3 separate regions of the Homo sapiens genome follow, and all the other regions are linked to region 1. The links are chromatin contacts, found by Hi-C or POLR2A ChIA-PET in ENCODE. All regions are on one chromosome and are shown on one strand. The core of a region is the stretch at or near the end of the contact, and the rest is flanking DNA. Distances in the headings are between cores, read along the strand shown.

Evidence for each region. Hi-C counts contacts between places; a loop is a spot of excess contacts on that map. ChIA-PET counts read pairs that join two places held with the same protein, here RNA polymerase II (POLR2A). Pooled maps may share reads with other maps.
Region 2: a loop to region 1 is called in a pooled map, with 8 times the contacts of the local background. The contact joins the enhancer-like site here to the promoter of SETD7 in region 1. A Hi-C loop is called at or near these places in 7 of 50 pooled maps. POLR2A ChIA-PET finds 5 or more read pairs at or near these places in 2 of 52 experiments (H1 and activated T-cell).
Region 3: POLR2A ChIA-PET joins it to region 1 with 15 read pairs in MCF 10A. The contact joins the enhancer-like site here to the promoter of SETD7 in region 1. POLR2A ChIA-PET finds 5 or more read pairs at or near these places in 2 of 52 experiments (MCF 10A and PC-9).

What each region holds. Positions count from the first base shown.
Region 1 is chr4:139,554,501-139,558,232 of GRCh38, reverse strand. SETD7 (SET domain containing 7, histone lysine methyltransferase) reads left to right here and starts at 2,014. Exons shown (of 8, transcript NM_030648.4): 1 at 2,014-2,135. The coding sequence starts at 2,096. RefSeq lists an enhancer at 857-1,026 and silencers at 1,767-1,876, 2,097-2,156, 2,217-2,386, 2,517-2,706.
Region 2 is chr4:139,264,655-139,268,147 of GRCh38, reverse strand. MGARP (mitochondria localized glutamic acid rich protein) reads left to right here. Exons shown (of 4, transcript NM_032623.4): 4 at 1,107-1,983. The coding sequence ends at 1,549. Among named protein-coding and RNA genes, the nearest start is that of MGARP, 14 kb to the left of the region's middle. RefSeq lists a silencer at 894-993 and enhancers at 1,134-1,463, 802-2,001. Within about 2 kb of position 1,452, at least 24 of the 41 ENCODE cell types and tissues checked have a DNase peak (open chromatin) inside an H3K27ac peak, as active enhancers do.
Region 3 is chr4:139,886,167-139,889,735 of GRCh38, reverse strand. It overlaps MAML3 (mastermind like transcriptional coactivator 3), which reads left to right. Exons shown (of 5, transcript NM_018717.5): 2 at 1-379. Among named protein-coding and RNA genes, the nearest start is that of MGST2, 220 kb to the right of the region's middle. RefSeq lists an enhancer at 1,550-1,689. Within about 2 kb of position 1,600, at least 6 of the 41 ENCODE cell types and tissues checked have a DNase peak (open chromatin) inside an H3K27ac peak, as active enhancers do.

The DNA.
Region 1 (3,732 bases), core at 765-3,264:
AATATGCAAGGGAGGGGGTGATATGTAAAAAGGTTAAATGAGAAAAAATATCATATAATTCAAAACCAGTGAGTGACCGAGCTCAGTAAATGATGGCTTTTTAAAAATCAGATATAAAATCCTGTTTCTGTGGTTCATGTTTGAAAATGATGTAACCTAAAGTGGCTCTTTCATCTTCCACTGCACGTACACCTTCTCTGTTTAGCCTTGGACTCCCAGTATCTGCACTGGAGGACTTTAAGGAGGTCAAACCTAAGCCAAGAGACTTCAGAGAGGTATAGACTAAGCTAGAGGGTGTCTTGCTTGAGCCAAAGAACCTCAGAGTGCTCTAGCCTAAGCCCCAAGGACCTTATGTCAATGTAGACTAAGCCTCTAATCTGGAGGAATTCAGGCTGGCTGGCTGGGCTCCCAAGACACCTCTGCAGGTGAGCAGCACCAGGACTCAAGTCTCCTAACTTCTGGTCCAGGACCCTCCCCTTTCTAAAACAGTCAAAGGGGCTGAAATTCCTGGAAGTGTGTGGGGCTAATGTCCCTAGCATTGTTCTCTTTTTCATAGAGGAAAAGCTGACTTTAAGAAACAAGCCGGCAATACTTGACAAAAATATCTACCATTTAAGCACAGAGCCAAAAGCAAGGAGTAGTCTCCTGGGCGCTGGAAGTATTTTGAAATCCCCAAAGTCTCATTCATTGATCAGAAAACAAAATGGAATTACTTTTTTTTTGCTCCCTCCTCCCCTCCATGCAGTAGCTGTTCTTGGCGGGTGCCCAGAGCGGCACCCGGTAATTCCACGGTACATTGTGTACATTTACATCTGTTTAATCGGCTATTTACAGTCGCCCTTTACCGCCACCTGTAAGAGGCAGCGCCATAACGACACTAAGTGGCCGGGCCGGAAGCCGGGTGCCCAATGGTTTTCTCCACTTGAGGACGCCTGAATCTGTGAAGTGGTTGGCACTTGGAGAAACAGAGAGACAGCTGGGGACATCACACGTACAGGGCGGGAGGCGCGGGAAAGAGGCGCGCCAGACGGAGGGTCCTTCCTTCCTCGTTAGCTCCACTCGGCGGCTCCTTTTCCATTACCACAGCAGCAAGGAGGAACCTGCCGAGCCTTCGGTGCGGCTTGTTTCCTGCCTGACAGAGAGCCCGCTGCCATTTGGATTTGATGAATTTCTGAATCACCCGAGGGCCTGGCGACCCGAAGGAGGGCGGGGAGTGGGGGCGCTGGGGTGGACCCGCCATCCTGCGGAATCCGGGCCAGATAACAGCCCCCGAGCTGGGGAAATCGGCTTGCGGATGTGATGCGGGACCGCGAGGACACCTGCGCTCCCTTGCGTGTCGCACTCGTGCAGCTCCCGGTGGCGACGGGGTGATGTGGGGGCGAGGGTGAGAGGAAGTCCAGGCGCCAGAGCGTCAGAAACGCTTCCTTAGCTTCCCTGGCACTTTGGAGGTTGTCTCGAGGGAACACGGACAGTGCACGACGGACTTTCAAGTTGCTCCCGGCACAACGGGAGGTCGGGAGCTCGGAGCCCCTACGGGCGGTCCAAGTGTCCGCGAGAAGCCCGCAGCGCCCAGGACCGCGTTGAGCGCTCGGGGCGCGCCAAGCCGCACCTAAGCAAAAGAGAAACGCTGACGGGCCGGAGGCGGGTTGGCTGGGACGCGGAATACGCGCGGCCCCGGAGCGCCTTTCGTTTTAAGGAGCCTTACTTCTGGAAAGGGACAGGGAACTGTCAATCAGCGAGGGAGGGAGCGCACCGGCGCTGGGTGATGTCAGCGGATCAGCTGCTCGATAACAAAGAGAGGGTATTACAGGAGAAAGTTGCAGCAGCGGCAGCGGCCAAGGCGGCACACCGGAGCCTCCGAGGCGAGGGGCAAGTGGGCGAAGGGAGGGGGGACGACGGCTGCTGCCGCAGCAGCTGAAGGCCAAGGAATTGAAAGGGCTGTAGGGGGAGGCAGTGCGAGCCAGCCCCGACTGCTCCTCCTCTTCCTCCTCCTCCTCCAAACTCGCGAGCCCCAGAGCTCGCTCAGCCGCCGGGAGCACCCAGAGGGACGGGAGGCAGCCGCGCAGCCCCGAGCTGGGCAGTGTCCCCAGCCGCCATGGATAGCGACGACGAGATGGTGGAGGAGGCGGTGGAAGGTACAAGCATTTCTCCGGGGCCGGGGGAGGAGGCGCAGAGGGCCTGGAGCGCGGAAGGAGTGGCGGGCTGCGAACAGCGCGGCGCCGGGCCCCGCGGCCGCCACTGTCCCCTACACGGGTGGCCGGTTGCCCGGCTCGGGCGGGGGCCCGACAGCCACGGTCACGCCGCCGGGAGCGCGCACTGCGCGGCGGGGCGCAGGCCGAGAATGGGGCTCCGCCAGGCCGGGGGCGCTGGAAACGCACGGCCGCTCCATCCCGCCCGGCCACAGCCTGCATCCACCCTCGGAGTTGCGAAACCTGCCCCGCGCTCTGGCCTTTCCGCCTTTGGGCGCGGAGGGTGGGTGCACTCCGCAGGGCAGCCCCTTGAGGCCGGCGGACTCCGCGGAGCAATCCCCTAGCCCAGTTTTGGCCACCCCGATCCCCTCCCGGCCGCCAGCCCTTCCCTTCTGCTGCCTCTGCGCCCCGCGGCGGCCGCGGCCCCGTCCGGGTAGGTCCCCCGGCGCAGCGCACGGGGCCAGACCAGGCACGTGGCAGCCGCGGCCCAGGCGGCAGCTCTTCCGAAAAGATGAAATCATTGTCGGGCGACGGACAAGTCTCCCGACCCGGGACTCGAACGTGCGCCGTCCGGGAGGCGGGCAGCCCTCCCCTCAGCTGCCCCCGAGCGAACTCAGTCAGGCCTCCCCCTCCCCCTTCCTGCTTGGCTGGGATGCAGCCGCCACGCTGTGCAGGCGCGCCGCGAGTCCGCACCGAGATTGCTGGGTGACACTTAACTTTCTGAATTCCATGCCGTTGGCTGTGGGTGATATCACCGCCTCAGTGTCGTGTTTCTCCGCCCCTTCTCTTCTACCGCCCCTCCCCCGACTTTTCTCGCCACTTTGTTTTGCTGAGTTTCTCCACCTTTTTTTTTTTTTTTTTGTTAGTTCTGAAAAAACGATGTGGGGACGTTATACAATCTCGTTGTTTGTATCATAGGATGTTATGATTTTGTAACAGCGAATACTGGAAAATACTCTTTAGCGTATTTATTTGGTTCCACTCCATACAGTACGTCGTGATGTTTTTCAGTGTGGTGTGGTATGATACCAGAATGTTTTAAACTAAGCATGTGAGTAAATAATTTTTAGCTGTTGGTTGAATCTGGTTTCTGTCTGATTTGTATAAACACAAGTTCTGACGAAGGATAAAGAAAAAAAGTGGCGACACTACAAATGCATAAGGATACATGGTTATTGTTACACTAGGGAAAAATCAGTTTTAATGTTTTCATAAACATAACTCCCTTTGCAGTGCTTCTGAGATCTTAAGGGGAGATTAAGCAGACTAATATTTCTGAACTCTTGAAAAGTATCCAATGTAATGCCAATATTAAAACTTATTTCTTCATCTAACTTCGAAGCCAATTAAAGACTGTGGTTTTTGTTAAGAAAATTTTCACCATGTTGTGAACTCACAGAGCTATTTATCTCTCTAATAAATAAAGCCAATGTTGGGGCTTACTGGAGTGAGGCCCAGATACATTGATTGAGTTGATCCACAGGGAGCCTTCTGAGAAGTTAAAAGTTGTTGACTTCTTGTGCCTCCATGTTGTGAAAGATAA
Region 2 (3,493 bases), core at 203-2,702, 290 kb after region 1:
CCCTTCCTTCCCCCTTCCTTTCCCCCTTCCCTCCACGGGCTCTCCCTCTGTCAACCAGGCTGGAGTGCAGTGGTGCAATCATAGCCTACTGCAGCCTTGAACTCCTGGGCTCCAGCAATCTTCCCATCACAGCCTCTCAAGCAACTAGGACTACAAGCATGCACCGCTACACCCAGCAAATTTATTTTTTATGTTTTGCAGAGACAGGGTCTCACTATGTTGCCCAGGCTGGTCTTGATCTCCTGGCCTCATGTGATCCCTCCTGCCTCAGCCTCCCAAAGTGCTGGGATTACAGGCATATGCCACTATGCCTAGCCACTTCTTGCTTTAAACCATACTTTTTTCCAAGCTATTATTATCAATTACTATGATCACTATTTAGGGATAGAGATATTAGGGGCTTATGAATCAGTTTTAACCTGTCATGACAATAATAAGAAACAGAATATCATCAATACATATTATTGAATATAATCATGCGGTTGTTTATAATACTAATAAGCATTTGCATAGAACTTTTTATTTTAATCCCCTTTTCATATACAGTATTTTAATTAATCTTTACAATAACCCTGTGCAGTAGATATTATCAATACCCTATTTTACAGATGACAAAAATGAGATTGAGAGAGGATTAGTGATTTCTGAGTCACCAGCTAGGAACTTGGCTACTCTTCCATGCTGTCTCATATGAAAGGTGAATAGGATAGCTACTTATTTTTGTATTCTTCATATTTGCCTAAGTAATATATTCAAGTGTGTTTTTTTTTAAGTTCAAAGAGTTTACAGAAAAGCAGATCCCCCATTTTCCCTCCAAGAGGCAACCAATAGAACCAGTTTCTTGGAATCCTCCTGGAGAGTTTTTGCAAATACAATTATCTAGGCATACAACTTACCCCCCTCCTGCTCCAACCTCATTTTGCCCTAACAATAGTAGCAGACTGTATACATTGTTCTTTTTTTGCTGTTTCACTTGAGAGTCTACCTTGAAGACTGTTACACATCAGTGCATGTAGTTCTGTCTTAGGTGTTTAAACGACCGCAGTGTTTCATTGCCTTCCCACGATCTTTAAATTAATACCTTGCTTAATGACTAATTCTTAAAGGTGAAAAGGAGAATGTTGCGGAAACTGAGAAAGCAAGTTCAGAAGCCCCAGAAGAACTTATAGTGGAAGCTGAGGTGGTAGATGCTGAAGAAAGTCCCAGTGCTACAGTTGTGGTCATAAAAGAGGCATCTGCCTGTCCAGGTCACGTGGAGGCTGCTCCGGAGACCACAGCAGTCAGTGCTGAAACCGGGCCAGAGGTCACAGATGCAGCGGCGAGGGAAACCACGGAAGTAAACCCTGAAACAACCCCAGAGGTTACAAATGCTGCCCTGGATGAAGCTGTCACCATCGATAATGATAAAGATACAACAAAGAACGAAACCTCTGATGAATATGCTGAACTAGAAGAAGAAAATTCTCCAGCTGAGTCAGAGTCCTCTGCTGGAGATGATTTACAGGAGGAAGCCAGTGTTGGCTCTGAGGCTGCTTCGGCTCAAGGCTAATCTCCAGCCGGTAGACATTTCAGCAACAAATGCCATAGGGTGTCTGATAAGTGCTTTTGTGTTTTTAGTACACTTAGTTTAAAAAAAAAAAGACTTATTTTCTAGAAAACGTTAATGGGTCTTGAAGATTTTTGGCATCCACTGATAGATTTTAGGACTGAGAGACTTGAGATTGTACATTTCTTACTACTCTTCTACTGTCTGAGATCAGAATATGACATTGCAGTAAAGAGCTTAAATAGTTTCATCTTTGGTTTTTTTTTCTAGACACTTTTCTTTTATCCCAGTCATCTCTGAATTTACATTTTATATTAAAGAAATTGAGCTATCCATACAACCTGTATTTACTTTAATTTCACTATGCTTTCAGCTTACTTTATTGTATGATATGTAGGTCTAAAATATAGTTTGAGTCAAATAAAATTAGAAAAGCTTTGGTGCTTCTACTTTTTTCACTAATATTTGCATGTACAAATAATACATATTAACATACAGGTACATAACATCACATGAGAAATGTAGGCTTTCGTAATATTATTGAAGAAAGAGCATATAATCTATGGAGAACCCTGCATGTAACAATATGTATGCCCTCTCCCATCTATAGTACTTACACAGGGGACTATGTAGATATTTTCTGTTTCAGTTCAGTTCAAACAATATTTATTGAAGATTAGCACTTTGTGCCAGGAATCTTTCATTCATTCACGTGTTCAACAAATATTAGCTGAGCACTTACAACATAATAGGTATTGTTTTAAGTGCTCCCGGTTTATATTCTAGAGTGGAACCAGGTAAGAAGACAAATGAGAAAATGATATAGTGTGTTAGGTACTGATAAGTGCTAAGGATAAAAGTAACGAAAATAAAAGGATTGTAAGTGTTAGTCTGAGGTGGAAGTTGTAATTTTAGATAGGATGGCCAAAAGAGGCCTTACTAGGAAGGTGTCTTTTGCGTAGAAACCTGAAAGATATATAAGGGACCATCTAATGGTAGGAGTTAGGGGAATCAGCCAGGTAAGGGAACAGAAAAGGGCAAAGGATCTAAAACAGGATCCTGCTGGGAATTTGAGGAATTGCGAGGTGGCCAGTGTGGCTAAAGTGGAGTGAAAAAGAGGGAGAGTAGCCAGAGATGGTCTCAGAGAGAAAGGGAGTGGGTAGGCAGGGTGGGCTAGATCATGCAGGGTCATGTAAGGTTTTGGCTATGGAGTAAGTTGGGAAATTGTAGTGGACACTGCCGATGCTCTGCCTAGATCCCCTTAATTGGACCCCTTAACTGGGTACATTTATCCCCAGCTGCTATGAGTGTTACACCCCACACCCCACCCTCACCATAGGCAGTTCACAACCAATGACTGACTGCCATAGTATTACAAAAGATGGCACCAACTCTGCAGTACAATTGAATAGTTCATGCTCCAGCCCACCCCAAGGAGCAGATTGAAGCTGGTCTCCAGCCGAGATGACTTCCCTGCTTAGCTCTTCCCCCTGCCCTTTTCTGCTTTCCTCCCTCCATTCTCCGGGGAATACTCTTCTCATAAAAGACTGGCCAAAGAATCCCTGTTTCTAAGGAATATCACTTTAGATCATTGGTACTGCATGTGATCCTACGAAGCAGGCTCTAAGAATAGGATTCTGGAGTTGTTATCATTCTTCAGCTAGAGGGCAATGAGACCTTGCCCACACATACAAATGCATTTTCCTCCATTTTCTACTAAAAATAACAGAAACATACTCAAAAGGGATTAAATGACAAAGATCATTATTACATAACTAGATAGATTGTTATTATATAACTAGATATCCAGGGTTGGCTTATTTCGTGGCTCAGTCATCAAGACCTTGGTTGTATCTGTTGTCCTGCTCTACCAAGAATGTTTTGGGCAAGGCACAGTGGCTCACACCTGTATTCCCGGCACTTTGAGAGGCCAAGGCAGGAGGATCA
Region 3 (3,569 bases), core at 351-2,850, 330 kb before region 1:
TAACTACCTCCCTCAGAATCACATGAATATGATCAATCAGCAGCCAAATAACTTGGGTACAAACTCCTTAAACAAACAGCACAATATTCTGACTTATGGCAACACTAAACCCCTGACCCACTTCAATGCAGACCTGAGTCAGAGGATGACACCACCAGTGGCCAACCCCAACAAAAACCCCTTGATGCCGTATATCCAGCAGCAGCAACAGCAGCAGCAACAGCAACAGCAGCAGCAGCAGCAGCAGCAGCCGCCACCTCCACAGCTCCAGGCCCCCAGGGCACACCTGAGCGAAGACCAGAAACGCCTGCTTCTCATGAAGCAGAAAGGAGTGATGAATCAGCCCATGGCTTACGCTGCACTTCCATCCCACGGTCAGGTAAGTGTGAAAGTGACACACTCTTCGAGCAGTTCTTGTGGTGCATTTCAGACTGTCGATGTGTGATGTTCTACAAGCTTCCACTGTAGTGGGGTCTAATTGCCTGCAGAAAACCTCTTTACACATCCTCAGGTAGTGGCCAGGTTTGGAGTGTTCTTTTTCCATTTCTCCTAAGAAATGGAAAAGGGTGGCATGATAAACTTTCGTGTATTTCAGTGTCTAGGAATCAAACTTCTTTTATTCCCAACTGCAGATAAGAATTACATAAAATTCTCACTCTGAGGGAGGGAGGCTGCAGAGGTCACTCCACCAAACACGGCACTACCTCTGTAGCTTCTCTCCCAGCTTGCATGATCCCAGGCTCTGGGTGGTGGGAAGCAGGGGACATTCAGGGCTGTCTACAACAGTTTTATAAGGCCCTGAGCAGCCTTCAGCTGTCCTACTGAATTATGAATAATGGGAAATTTGGCTTGTTGATATTCAAATATAGGAGAGCTTTCTGGATTTTCAAAGTGAAGTGGAGGGTAGATTTTTGTAGGACCTTATAATGTTTAAACACTTGCTGCTAGACTAGCAACAGTTAGAAGCTGGTTCAGTCTTCTTACTTGGGAGTGCAATGAAACCTCTCTGATACAATCAGCTCTATTTCAGGAAAATGTGATGGTGAATATATCTTAGTGCTGTATTAAAGTCTCTACTTTCCCACTGTCCTCCTTCATGGGAGGTTGGGCTCTTGGTATGCATGGTAAAAAATGAGCAGCAACCAGTCGGGAAGTGAATAGTCATTGACAAGCTTTTCAGTCTCTTCATCCTGACCAGTGGCAAACAGCCAAAGCTCCTTTAATATAACATTTGTTCTACCCTGAAGGAGAGAGTGGGGAAATGCCCATTAAAGCGACTCCCCCTGCCCTACATGGATGAATTCAAGAGAGATCATCTTACTGCCAGTTGCTGTGCTGTGCCTCAATTCTTCCAGGATGCAGACATGGTCATTTTACTTGGAGAATTTGCAGAAAAGTCTTTGCTTTAGAGGCCCTCATGTCTAAACAGGTTCTAACTAGTGCTTGGGTAGGTGTCCACAGTTGAGTACTTTAGAAGCACTGGGAAATAACGCAGGCAGATCTTGCCTCACTTGGTTATTTGCATCTTGTAGCTCCTGGAGTGCCCCACCCCACCCCCGAAACCCCAAGCTTGATGGAGCTGCAGGGCTGGAGGTGGTGCTGGCCTGCAGAGACAGGCCTGAGCTCTGTGGCTTCATTCTTGTCCTCAGCCTTACAACCCCCAAACCTCACAGTGGCTTCTTGTCTGCACATGCCAGCCGGCTCTAAAGATTCCGTCTGGATAAATAAAAGTATAACTTGGTTTACATTGACTGCAATCAGTAGCTACTAGAAAAATATCATTGAAATGTGAACTTCTATATATTATCTTAGTTTCATTAAGAATATATACCATTGGGGAGATAACAGCATTTTATATACTCCAGATTAAGTTCTGAAGCAGGCAGAAATATAGGCAATATACATGAATGTTTGTAGTAGCCCAGGCGTGTCAGAAGGTTTATGAGATCACAAGCTGTCAGAATGGTCTGTTGTTAATACAAATTGTGCTTCTACATTCGCTGTTCTTACACTAGCTACAGTAGAGTATTTCCTTCAAGCCAGACCAAAGATGAATAATTAATTCCAGTTCACAGGCTCTGCAGACATGTGAGTGCAATGATGCACCTATCCTCACCCCCACTAAATGTCTTTCAAAATGTGCCAACTTGGGACAAGTTCCTGTCTTTGCGGGAACATGAGTTTTAAGGGTACTTCTTTGAGGTCCTTATGCCTGCCTAACTATGTGTCACTGAAGCTGGTAGCTGCAGAGGTCATGTTTTGAAAGAGCTCAGTCAGCTGAAGAAGCAAAGTGATGTTTTTCTGGATTAAATCTGTGTGCTCCTCCTCTCTTCTCTCGTCTCACGAAGTATTTTCAGTGTGGACAGAATGTTCTTTTGTGAGTCCTCATTAGAATAATCACTTCTTAACCTCACAAAATCTCATCAGGTAAAAGCGTGCTTTTTAATGAAATATTAACTCACCACTGTTTGAAACGAGCTTCAAAATACATATATAAACATGTGAATGTCTTTCTGCAAACATATCATTTATTTCTTGTTTTTATCTGATTGTGAAGCAGTATTTACATAGTTCTCAGAATAGTTCATTACATTATATGCGGGTACATTCCACAAATACGAGCACGAATTACAGGTACGATATAAAATATAATTATACATAGGTTTAGTTCAGTTTCGTTTTCTGCTATTGCTAGTGAAAACTCACTTTATTCTTTGTTGATCACAATGACCATGATCAACATTTCGTTTTAATGAATGACTTCAGCAGCAAAGCCTTTTAGGCACGTTTATTTCAAGAAAATTGTCTTTTACAGATGTTTACTTATTTGGAACATTTGTATAAAATGCCATCTCAGAAATGAATAGGAATGCGCTTACTTCCTGTATATTTCAAAAAACAGGGAAACAAAAATAGAAACAAAAGATATTTCAAAATTTTGAATGTGTTTTATCTAGTAATTGCATTTCTCAGAATTTACATATTATTCTTTTTGATCAGATGGTTGAACAAAGATTATGCTCATGGTGTTACTTATGATAGTGAAAACTTTGATCCAAAAATAAGTATTTTGGAAAAATAAATACGTACATGACATTCATGATATAAATGAATGACTAATCATATGGAAATGCTCATAATATGAATAAAATAGATCATAAAACAATTATATGTTACAATCCAAATTGTGACTTTTAATATGTGTAGAAAAATACTGAATAACTAAAATGTTATTTTAGGAATTCTAAATACTGAATTCCTAAAATGTTAGGAATGATATTTATTTCTGGCTGGAAAAATTATGAGTGATTATTGTTTTCCTCTTTATATTTAACTGAATTTTCTAAACTTTCTATCATACATGTGTATTAATTCTACCCTCTGGGAAAATACTTTTTTAAGGAAGGGAAACTCCCTACTTAAAAAAGTTTACCCTTCGTTAATTCTTTTTTTAAAAAAATTCTTAGTTGAATTGATTTGCCAGTTGGATTGAGACAATATCATTATTTGCTATTCATTGACATATATTAGTTGTGAATCCCTGCTTTAGTGAGTAGTCCTAAAACCTG